Linked DNA regions of Homo sapiens: region 1 is linked to region 2. Evidence: read pairs that join two places in POLR2A ChIA-PET (ENCODE). Cell type or tissue: MCF 10A. All regions are shown on one strand. Links, peaks and the distances in the headings refer to the core of each region. The heading gives the core; the rest is flanking DNA. Region 1 overlaps AMOTL1 (angiomotin like 1). Region 2 overlaps PIWIL4-AS1 (PIWIL4 antisense RNA 1).

Region 1 (5,386 bases), core at 119-5,118, 70 kb before region 2:
CCGATCCTATAAGGAAGCCAAGCCATGTGGAAAGGCAACTTGTTGACACTCTGGTCTGCAGACCTAGCCTTCAAGTCATCCCAGCCCAGGTGCCAGACATGTGAATCCAGTCACAAACCACTCATGCGCTCTCAGTCTTCTTGCCCCAGAAGTCCCAGGAATGATGGAGCAGAGACAGGGCATCCTACAGTGCCTTGCCTGAAGTCCAGACCCATAGAATCTATAAGCATAATAAAATGTTGCAATAGTAACTGCAACAACCATGATAACTAACACTTAACTCTTCCAATGTGTCAGATATTGCTCTTATACCCAGCATGTATTTCTCCTAACAATTTTTTGAGGTAGGTGTAATTAAGATCCCTATATATCACATGAGGAAATTCTACTTGACAGAGAGGTTAAGTAATTTAGCCAAGATTATAAAGCTAGTGAGTGGCACAGTTTGGGTGTGAATACAGGTTTCCAGTTCTGGAGTCTTAACCATTAAGCTCCATAGATAATTACTGAAATCAAAAAAAGATATCCAAAGGGCACACCACAGTTAGCCTATTAGGGTCCTCTTCCCACCATCAGGCAGGACATTACATCATATTTTCTCAATTTAAGCAGATTTCTAGTAAGATACCCCCACACTTCTATTAATTCTTTGGTTGCCTCTTTGCCCTCCATATCCTCCTAATCTGTATTTATCCACCCTCCCCAGGAGAGAACTCTTCTAAGCTTGTAGAAGTCATGATATCTGTGATTTAAGCTCATTTCAAAGTGAAAATAAAATAAATACTTGAAAGACAGTTATGAATCCTTTCTTCTCTTCTTAGAGCAGAACGAACCCAGTTCATTTGTCTTTTGTTTTCTAACATCTTAATACATTACATTCCTTTTATAGAATATGAATTCCATGGGGAGCAAAGGATATATATCCCACACCTAGCCCAGTTCCTGGCACATGACAGACCCTCAAATATCAGATGGATGAACTATATATCCTTTTATTGTAACCCCATCAAATTCTCCACCTCAGTATTGACTTGTACAAAGCAGAGTTATTCACTCAACAGATATTTAAGGAGTGAGTGATTCTGTATCCAAATTTCTGCCTAATTTATATTCTGTCCAAAATAAGAAATGTCATGCTCCCTAATGTCTCTTCTATAAGAGAAATTGAAAATATTCAAAGTAAATTCAATTAGCATAATTGTGACTACTGCCTAAATAAATTACTAAATTTAATACAAGAAATTCAGTATTTTATTTTATGAACAAACAATTACACATAACCCATTTTTTGTTCCTAAACTAATAAAGTTATTTTAGTCACTTAATAAATGTCATTAAAATGTAAATATTTGTCTTTATTTCAATTTTTTTCTCCAAACTCCTGGAATTTATTTTGGAGAAATTTGAAAGTAAGAAATGTTAGAATTTGGGGAAATGTAATGCCTCAACTCAGGGTTAAGCTAATATATATCTCAAAGTAGACTTTTTAGACTCTATTCTTCAGTTTTTTGATGACTATCATACAGGATCAACTCTAAAAGTCAGCTAAGGTATATTTATTCACCATTTTTATGCCACTTACCACTCATTTTTGATCTGCCAGGCCAGTCAATACCACGGGAAGATAAGCCTGACAGGATTATGTCCTTTAACAAACCTACTAGTTTAAACAAACCTGACACCGCCATTATCTTCAATGTTTGTATAAATGGTTGTGTGATGCTTTTAAAATTACTTTCCCAGGTGTCTTAATTGAAGCTTACTGTGATTTCAGAAGGCATTTTCTTTGCTCTTTTAGATAAAAAGACCATTAGACCATTTCTCTTTTCAAGAAGCTAGATTGGTTTTACATGTGTTTTTCTGCAATGAATTTAATGATATGCACTGAGTGCTGCATCCAGTAATTTCCATAAAAAGCACATTTCCTAATCTCTTTGTCTGCCCTTCTTCTATGTTCCAACCTTTCCCACATCACCAGGATGAGTAATCAACCTATAACTGCAGTGATATTTAGGAGCCAGTCCCTCAGGAAACAGGGCCTTACCAGAGGATTTCATATTCTCTACTTTTCCCAAGACCAGCAGATAGAGGAGGCTTGCTCACAAAACACTTGGTTCTCAGAGCCCTCCAGAACACCACCCGTGTCAGAAAGGAAAAGGCCTGCTTCACACCTGCTGTCAGGGGTCACATTGCTGGGTCATACCACCCAGAGCAGCCCTCACAGCTGAGAAGCAGCAGCTGAATGTGAGATGCCTCCTTCCTCCCTGGCACGTGGCCACAGGGCGTGTGCAGAGCCCTACCTCACAAAGAGAAAGCAAAGCAAGCTTGGAAGACAAGATATCTATCATCCCTGTCTTGCTGGGCCTATTCTGAGAAGGGTGGAGGAAAGGTGGGAGGAAGCAGGGAAAGAAGGAAGGACAGAGTAGGTCAGAAGAGGTGCAAGAAAACAGAAGTGGGAAGACCTGTTATGTGAGTGGCTATCACAATAGTCCAGGAAACAGGTAATTAGCCCTTAAACTGGTTTAGCTGTAGAGACATGCAAAGGAAGGGAAAGTATGCAAGAAGTATTTTGGAGGTCAACTGCAGGACCTAAAGACTGACTGGATGTAGGGTGGGCAAGGAGATGAACCTTATTACAGTTTACAGAACACTTTCAAAGGAGACAATAGGATGATGAAGTGTGGAATGGTATCTGAGCATGTGCAAACACTGGAGAGATGAACAAGCGCCAGCTGCCTGCCTCTCATTGACAAAGCTTGGTTCAACAGTGGAACGGATCCAAGGTGGAGAAGTTCAGGATGACCTTTGATGGTCCTCTTCAGGAGGACCTTTCCGTGCTAATTCCACCCAAGCATTTCTATTTGCTTCTCTCAAGGACCAGATCCCTGGAAGAATCCCATGAGTGGAACATCCCTAGAAACAGCAGACATCTCCTGATAATGGCCTGGTAAGCTTTGCCGCCAGCATAACCCAGTTGCCATGCTGACCCAGCTTTCAAATGGAATGAGCCTCCAAAACAGAAGTGGTAAAATGGGGTTCAAGTGAATAGAGCATTCCCAATCAGTTCATACCAGCCCTCCAAGGGAGATGTGGTACATTTCATTCAAAAATGTGTCCCTGTCTTATCATCTGAAGCCCAGTGGTGTTGCCATCAGACAACAGAGCCAATCTCACTATAGAACAACACTCCTCAACAGAAATTGCTGCAGTGATGGAAATGGCTATTAAGCACTTGAACTGTGGCTAGTGTGACTGAGGTCCTGAATTTTTCATTTCGTTTAATTTTCATTAATTTAAATAGCCACAAGTGACTAGTGGTTACTACAGACAGCATAGGTCTAGAACTTTAAAAACATAGATGTGGGCCAGATCACATCTGTCCTAAACTGCTAGAAAAAAAAAAAGTCACAGAGTTATATTTCTCTACTCTGAGGAAGCTGAATCTCTAATATTTCAACATCTGCTCAAGCAATTTTCCAGCACTGGGCTCTCCTTTGGTCCTTACTACAACTATTTATCAATCAGCCTCCAAAACATTTCCATTTGGAAGGCACTCAGACCCTAGCTTAACCATCCATCCACTGCAGGAACCTTCTTCATGATGTCCCTGAGTATGTCCATGGTCCCTGCATATGTCTATGCAATCGTTACCAAGTCCCCCAAGTAGCAATGAAACTTACCGTCAGTCAGAGACACTGCTCCAAAAAGATACTGATGATGCAGAAAATAATTTTAAGAAAACTATTTTACACAAAATTTCACTTCTTATGAAGCTCTTTCACATTCACTATGTCATTTAAGCCACACAATAACCTTAGAAGATAAATATTTAGTAAATACACTTACTTTATAGAGCCTAAGTGATTTACCAAGGCAATATGGTAGCCATATACCCAGTTGTGGCATGTCTTCCAAGGAGTGAGAGACAAATGATAGAAGAAAAAGTCATGGTCAGGAAAGTGAGGCACAAAAGAAGAGTGATTAGAGGAAGAAATATAGCTATATCAACTAATAACCTTAGAAATAGATCTGTTTCAAACTCAATTACTTATAGATGAACAAACTCCATTCCAAAGGGTAAGCATCTCAGTCCAGGCCCAATTTAAAGGGGCTATGTTTTAAAATGGTCATTCTTAACATGTGTTTCCAGTACCAGCAGCATCAGCATTGCTTGGAAACGTGTTAGAAATGCAAAGTCTTAGGCCCTATCCTCAATCAACCAAGGAAACAGAAACTCTAGGGGTGCGGCCCAGCAATCCATGTTTCAATAAACCCTCTGGGGTATTCTGATGCTCAATCACATTTGAGAACAACTGTCCTGGAATTGTACATCTAAGACCCAATTAATTTCCTCTGAGAAGTAAACAACTTGGTCATCAAGAAGGAAACAGAGCTGCCAGTTATGAAATTTGAGACACGGCCTGGTGACATCAGCCCTGACTTACTGCACCTACAGTACCAAGCACCATAAACTCTGAACTAGCCTTCTGAATGCAGACCCACCTCCTCCTGCCTCCTGTGCTCAAGGGCACAGAGGAAATCATTCTTTCATCAGAAATCATACTTTTATAGAAGCAAAGAAAGGTTTATTTTATAGATAGTAATAGATTGTGAATAGGGCATCCTAGCTTCTATCTCATTCACTAAGTAGTATTCACAGCGCTCCCAACTGTGAAAAGGAACACTTCCATGAGTAAGAACAGGGGTTCCAGGTTCTCAAAGAAGACGGATACATGCGAATTTACGTAACATTATAAAGTGTTTTGCTTCTCTGCTGTTTTAGTAATAATAATGGTAGCAGGTATTTATTGAATGCTTTCAACGTGCCCAGCATTGTGCGCATTGCTTCACTTTGCCCTCATGCAGCTCCATGAGGGAAGAACTATTATTTTCCCCATTTTACTCATGAGGCTTCAGCATGTACAATTCCGAGGTCACACAGCAAGGAGGCGGCAGGGCCAGGATACACCTGTTCTCAATCCAAAATACTACCTCTCCTTTTTCATTTTAACATATACATAACTCTTAATCTATTCAACTTCATTCATACTGTTTATGTTACTGAGTTTTAAGTACTGTGTTTTCACCTTCTTTTAAGCTATCATGCCATGTACTGTTCAAAAAGGTCCTCAACCACTCAGTTTATGCCAACTCAATCAGCATGTGCTCAAGAATCAGAGTAACACACTCTAAAGAATTCATGGCAATAAAGATCTAAAAACTGGATCAAAAGCAAACCAATTTTATTCCCACCATGGTTGGGCAGCATGCCCAGGGAAGCCCTCCCTGACCGCCTGGACCAAAGTGAGCCCTCTCTCCTCAGAGCACCCACAGTACATCACATGTGTCCCCATCATAGTAGTAACACATGGTAATGTCCACATGC
Region 2 (5,386 bases), core at 72-5,071:
ACACACATTACAATCACAGATTGCTTGCTTTATAGACGTTTATAGATGTGCTGTTTAGGTTGGCTTTATTTCCTTAAGTAAACTGCAAGTTTCTTAAGAGAGTTCGCATGTATTTCTTTGCCACTCCTCCTTCCTACCATGCCAACTACAGATAGTTTTAAACACATACACATGAATACTTACAACATAGGTGGTGGTTAGAGATTATAACCCTTAAAAGTGAAGGAAAGAAGGAGCGGTACTAAAATTTTTTAATTGCTATGTTTTAGAGCCTTCCATAAATGTTCTCATTTAACTCTTCTATTTACCTAATGAAGCAGGTATTGTTTCCATTTCACAGTTGAGGGAAATGAGCCTCAAGAAGGTTTAGACATTTGGTCCAAGCCATACCGGGAGGTGGAGAAGCTGGGATTCAAATGAAGACCCACATGGTTCCAAGGTCTGAGGCTTACGCATTCTTCAGGCTGCCTTCCCACTGCTTTCTACATTCCCTATCCTCTCGCATTCTGGCCTCTCTCCTTAAAGCACCTACAAGAGTCATAAAAATGCTAATGCTTCTAAACTCCAAATAGAGTAATAAGCATTTCAAGTTCTTCTCTGGTAAAAATGTCCTTAGAAAGCTTAGTAAAACAAGAAGCTTAGAGCGTCTTATACTAGGAGTGGAGTGAGCCTGGTAGCAGGGGGGACGAGCTAAGGGGATAATGCAATAACTCAGGCAAAGCGTGTTGATGGGTTAGACCAAGGTAGTAGTGGTGGGGTAGAGAGATGTAAACCATTTGGAGAGATATTAAGAAGACTGACTCAACAGACTAGTGATTGATTGGATTGTGCAGGTGCTGATCAATTATTTTAGAACCATCATTCTGGATGCTGCTGGGAGGTAAGACTGGAGAGAGGAGGCCCAGATGTGAGGTTTCTGTATTCCTAGAAAAAATTGATAACGGCTTTAAACTAGGGTAATATCTGTGGAGGTGGGGAGAAATGGATGGATTTGAGAAATAATATGGAGTTCGAATCTGCTGAATGTGTTCCCAAATCAGATGTGAAAATGTGAGGAAGTTTGGAGGGGTGTTTAGGGTGAAATCCAGAAATCTACCACCAGGAACTTTTCACAGACCTAGGGGACACAGAAGGGGGAGCAGATTTCAGGTGAGGATGAATTCTGGATATGGTCTAGTCTGAGGTGAATGTATAACCAGGCACTGGCAGCCAGTATGCAATTGCATTTAAAACAAAGCAAACATCTCTTATCTAAATGAGTCTTTGCTCCCTGTATAGGTTATAGATGATTGTGCCAAATACTATATGTGGCAGGGTTCTGTGCCAAGAAATAAAGGGCTCTGCAATTCTCAACATTTTCATTTGACAGTGGTTCAACTTTCTTTCCAAAAGCCGTTTATCATCCTGTAGGCACCTCTGTCATAAACAAGATGTCTTTATTGAGCCTTCCAAAGCTGATAAGAGTTGTATGATTCAATCAGTGACAGAGACTCATATAACTCATAGGAAGTGTTGCAGGGAGATTTCAGTGGTCTCTAGGAGCACAGGGTCTGCCTTCACACACACACACACACACACACACACACACACAGAGAGAGAGAGAGAGAGAGAGAGAGAGAGAGAGAGACCTCATGTATATTTTCTTGGAAGAACTCATAGGGTCAGGCACTAAGATATGTTTGTACACTTCTGCCCTGCATGCGGCAGCACAGCCATTGTTTGAACAAGGTACCTGCATGTCAGAACAGGCATCCTGGGCCCCTTTTTTTCCTGCTACACTCCTGAGAAAGAAGGGAAGCATTCACACCAGCGAAACAGCAAATCAAGGCTCTCCAGAGAGCTGCTTTTCTGCACATATTTTATAAGAATCAGCTCTCTAAGAGTCTACCCAATCAGTAGGAAGGCAAAGGAGGTATGGATGGCCCTAGCCCAAAGGAGTCCACTTACAGTTGCTTCACTAACATGCTCATTATACAGCTCTTAGAATAGGCACCTAATACCAAGCCCCGATTAGATTCCTACACCCACTGTGAGAGCCCACCACTGCAGCTCAAAGCTGACTTCGCCTAGCCATGGTCTGCCACCCCACCAGGTGGGGACCGGCTGCCATGGAAACAGCCACCCTCCCCACCCAATGGAGTATTTCTTGATCTAATTCCAACTCTGCCCATAGATGCCTTCCAAAATCCCCCCCTCGTGTTAAGGTTCCCTAGAGTGAAACCCACTAAATAAGAATTTTCTTACCTGTGAGAAGTCCTGGTGACCGGCAGTGGAAAAAATACTAAGTTCTAACAGAAGTGACAGGGACTCACAGAGCAAATGTGTTCGTTTTAAAAGAAGAAAGGTGACTTCATCCCTGGTGCCGTGGAGTTTAAAAAGAGCAACGAGTGCTGCCTGGCTGAGCCAACTCTGCTTCATCAGTGATGACTCCATCCAAATTATGCAGCCATTGCCCAGACATGCTCAGCCTTCAGAAGGTAAATCGCTGGAATCTGACTAACCCTGTTGTTTTCAAAGAGCTTCAGAAAATCCTAAGGCACCAATTGCCTTAACTGGCACCAGAGAAAGAAAAATTATGCACTTATTTCCTTGAGTCATGTCATTATCTCCCCCAAATCCAACTCTGAAAAACAGTACTCTAGGGAAGGAAAATAGATATTTAGACTTTCTGAGAGGTGAAAATTACTGGGGAAGTGGAAGCAGGGAGGAAGAAGAAGCGAAGGTATTTCAGCCAGGAGGAGGGGCTGTAAGAAGCTGGAAATGACCAAATTGCTAAGAAATTTTCAGAGCTATGAATCTGTAAGCAAAGGTGACAAACAGGTGACTGGACTTTGCAAAGGGAAAAATATTCAGTTAAGAAAAGGAGGTTAGTTGCTACAGGAAAAAGTGTGACAGCCTTTCTCAAAAATGCAACCAATTTTTATTTTCTTTTTGTTGAACATAATGCCACTCATTCAATATGGGGTCATTTGTAATATTAACATATCAGTTCAAAACATGCCTGCGTTCTAAACAGAAGGATTTGGAGAAAGAGACAGGATTTTTTTTCTTCTGTATGTTAAAGGTGAGGCTGGAGGAATTAGATTTGTAACATGGGATTCAAGGTCATTTCAAGCTACCCAGTGGGCCAATCACCTACTCTTGATGCCAAGTCCTTGGTCTAAACTTTGGACAAGAGTTCTGGCTGGGGTGCTAGGGAAAGGAATGGTAATGAGTGTGATCTCTGTTGGAAGTGGGGCAGAGGGTTGAGCTCAGCAGCCAGCTGCCCTTTCTCCCAGGCTTCTATTTCAGGAGAGTATAAGGTGACTCTGGGTCATTAGGCTTCTATCTAATTTCTTGCTCAGCTATTTTGAGGCTTTGAGATTTTCCTGTGTCAAGTTTCACTCCAAAGAGGCTAAAACAAGAAAAAATGCACTTTTTATTTAGATAGAGGTATTCAGATCCAACATTAGAGATTTTCGAAATCACAGATTTAAGACATGTCAAAGTGGCTTACAAAGGGAACTTGCAAATCTTTTGTTTGGGGTGTGAATAATGATAGGAGTAGAAGACGGGCAGCGTTTCATCAATGGTAAGAACAATGAAGGCAGGAGTCATTTTTATTTGGTTCATCATAATGTCCTTGAAACCTAGCAAAGAGAGTACCATACAGTAGGTGCTCAGCAGAAGGAGAGTGAATGGTGTCAGTCCTTTTCCATTCCAGGTCTCTAGAATAGATCTGCTGAGAATGCTTAAAGTCACCATCTTGTTGGTGAGGCATTTGGAGAGAGCATGAGCCAGTGGGTCTTGTAGAACGAAAAAGAACTTGGTTATTTGCTTTGTCTCAGCCTCTAGGTTCATTGCCAAAGTTAGAATGGAGCAAAGAAGGCCAATTGCTGGACTCAGGAGCCTCCTTTCCTCCCCAGGAGCCTCCTTTGCCTATGAGCTAGACTCTCATGTCTTTTCCTAAGGCCAGGACTCAACCCAATGGGTAATCTGCCAATTGTCTTCAATTTTTTTTTGTTCTCAAAAGCCTATTAAAATTTTCAAACTTAGAGAAAAGTCAGAATAATTGTACAGTGAACACCTATATACTTACCACCGGGTTTCTTCAATTAACATTTTGCCACGTTAGTTTTATCCCATGTTGATTCTCTGCTCATTTCTCTATCCATCCAGCAACTCATTTAATTATTTTTGTTATTGTCTTTCAAAATAAGTTTCAGACATTAGTATATTCCCCCCAAATACTTCAATATTATTAGCCAGAGTTCAATATTTATTTACAATTTCTTTGTTTCTATTCAGATAAAATCTGTATACAGTGCAATGCACAGATCTTAAGTGTATCATTTCCAAGTTCCTCTAGACACATACACCTGTGCAATCCAAACTCCTACCAAGATACAGAACATAACCATCACTCTGGAAAGTTTCTTTATGTCCCTTCCTAGCAAACCCCTATCTCACATCCCAAGAGATAACCAATCTTCTGATGATTTTCACCAGATTAGTTTTGCCTGTTTTAGTATTTTATATTAATGGAACCATACAAATTGTATTCTTTTATGCAAATTTGTGTGCACTCAGCATGTTTTGGGGGTTCATTCATCCATGTTGTTGCTTGTATCAGAAGTTGGTTTCTTTTCATTGCTGAATAGTATTTTACTCTATGAATATGCCAGTATTCTAGTAATGGATACCTGGGCTTCCAGCTTAGGGCTATTAGGAATGAAGCTAATGTGAACATTTTTGCACATGTCCCTGTGAACATTTGTTTTCAGATCCTTTGAGTAAATACGTAAGAGTGAAATTGTTGGTTCTTAGGGTAGCTATATGCAATTTTATACAAAATTGCAAGATCTTTTCCAACATTCTTATGTAATTTTCCTCTCCCACCACCAATGTATGAAAGCTTTAATTGCTTCATGTCCTCACCAAAATTTCGTGTTGTCAGCCTTTAATTTTAGCCACACTGGTAGATGTGGAATGGTATCTCATTGTGGTTCTAATTTGCATTTCCTTGATGACTAAAGATATTTCATGTTTTTCATGTGTTTATTGACCATTCACTTATTACCTTTTGTGAAGTGTCCAAAATTTTTGACCATTTAAAAAATTTTTAAATTGTTTTATTATTGTTTTAGATGTTCTTAGCATATCATGGACACCAATACTTTTTTATTTTTTTGAGATAGGGTCTCACTCTGTTGCCCAAGTAGGAGTGAAGTGGCTTGATCATGGCTTACTGCAGCCTTGACCTCCCAGGCTCAAGTGATCCTCTCACCTCAGCCTCCTGAGTAGCTAGGACTACTGGTGCATGCAACCACACCCAGCTAGTTTTTGTATTTTTAGTAGAGGCAGGGTTTTGCTATATTGCCCAGGTTAATCTTGAGTTCCTGAGCTC

What was found. ChIA-PET counts read pairs that join two places held together with the same protein. Peaks named below come from ENCODE experiments on the same cell type or tissue, not always from the same donor. Only the 100,000 strongest peaks of a DNase experiment are listed, where the experiment ranks them.
Region 1: POLR2A ChIA-PET joins it to region 2 with 18 read pairs; 2 of 35 experiments call an interaction of 5 or more read pairs at or near these places.

The regions. Positions count from the first base shown.
Region 1 is chr11:94,773,505-94,778,890 of GRCh38, reverse strand. All of the region lies in intron 1 of AMOTL1 (angiomotin like 1), which reads right to left. Among named protein-coding and RNA genes, the nearest start is that of AMOTL1, 7.8 kb to the right of the region's middle. In MCF 10A, for the core only: no CTCF peak of the experiment used is centred there; DNase peaks (open chromatin) are centred at 2,000 and 2,260.
Region 2 is chr11:94,703,456-94,708,841 of GRCh38, reverse strand. The region is part of intron 1 of PIWIL4-AS1 (PIWIL4 antisense RNA 1); the gene reads left to right. It also overlaps a transcript of AMOTL1 not described here. Among named protein-coding and RNA genes, the nearest start is that of PIWIL4-AS1, 34 kb to the left of the region's middle. RefSeq lists an enhancer at 1,659-2,858. In MCF 10A, for the core only: no CTCF peak of the experiment used is centred there; DNase peaks (open chromatin) are centred at 1,751 and 2,441.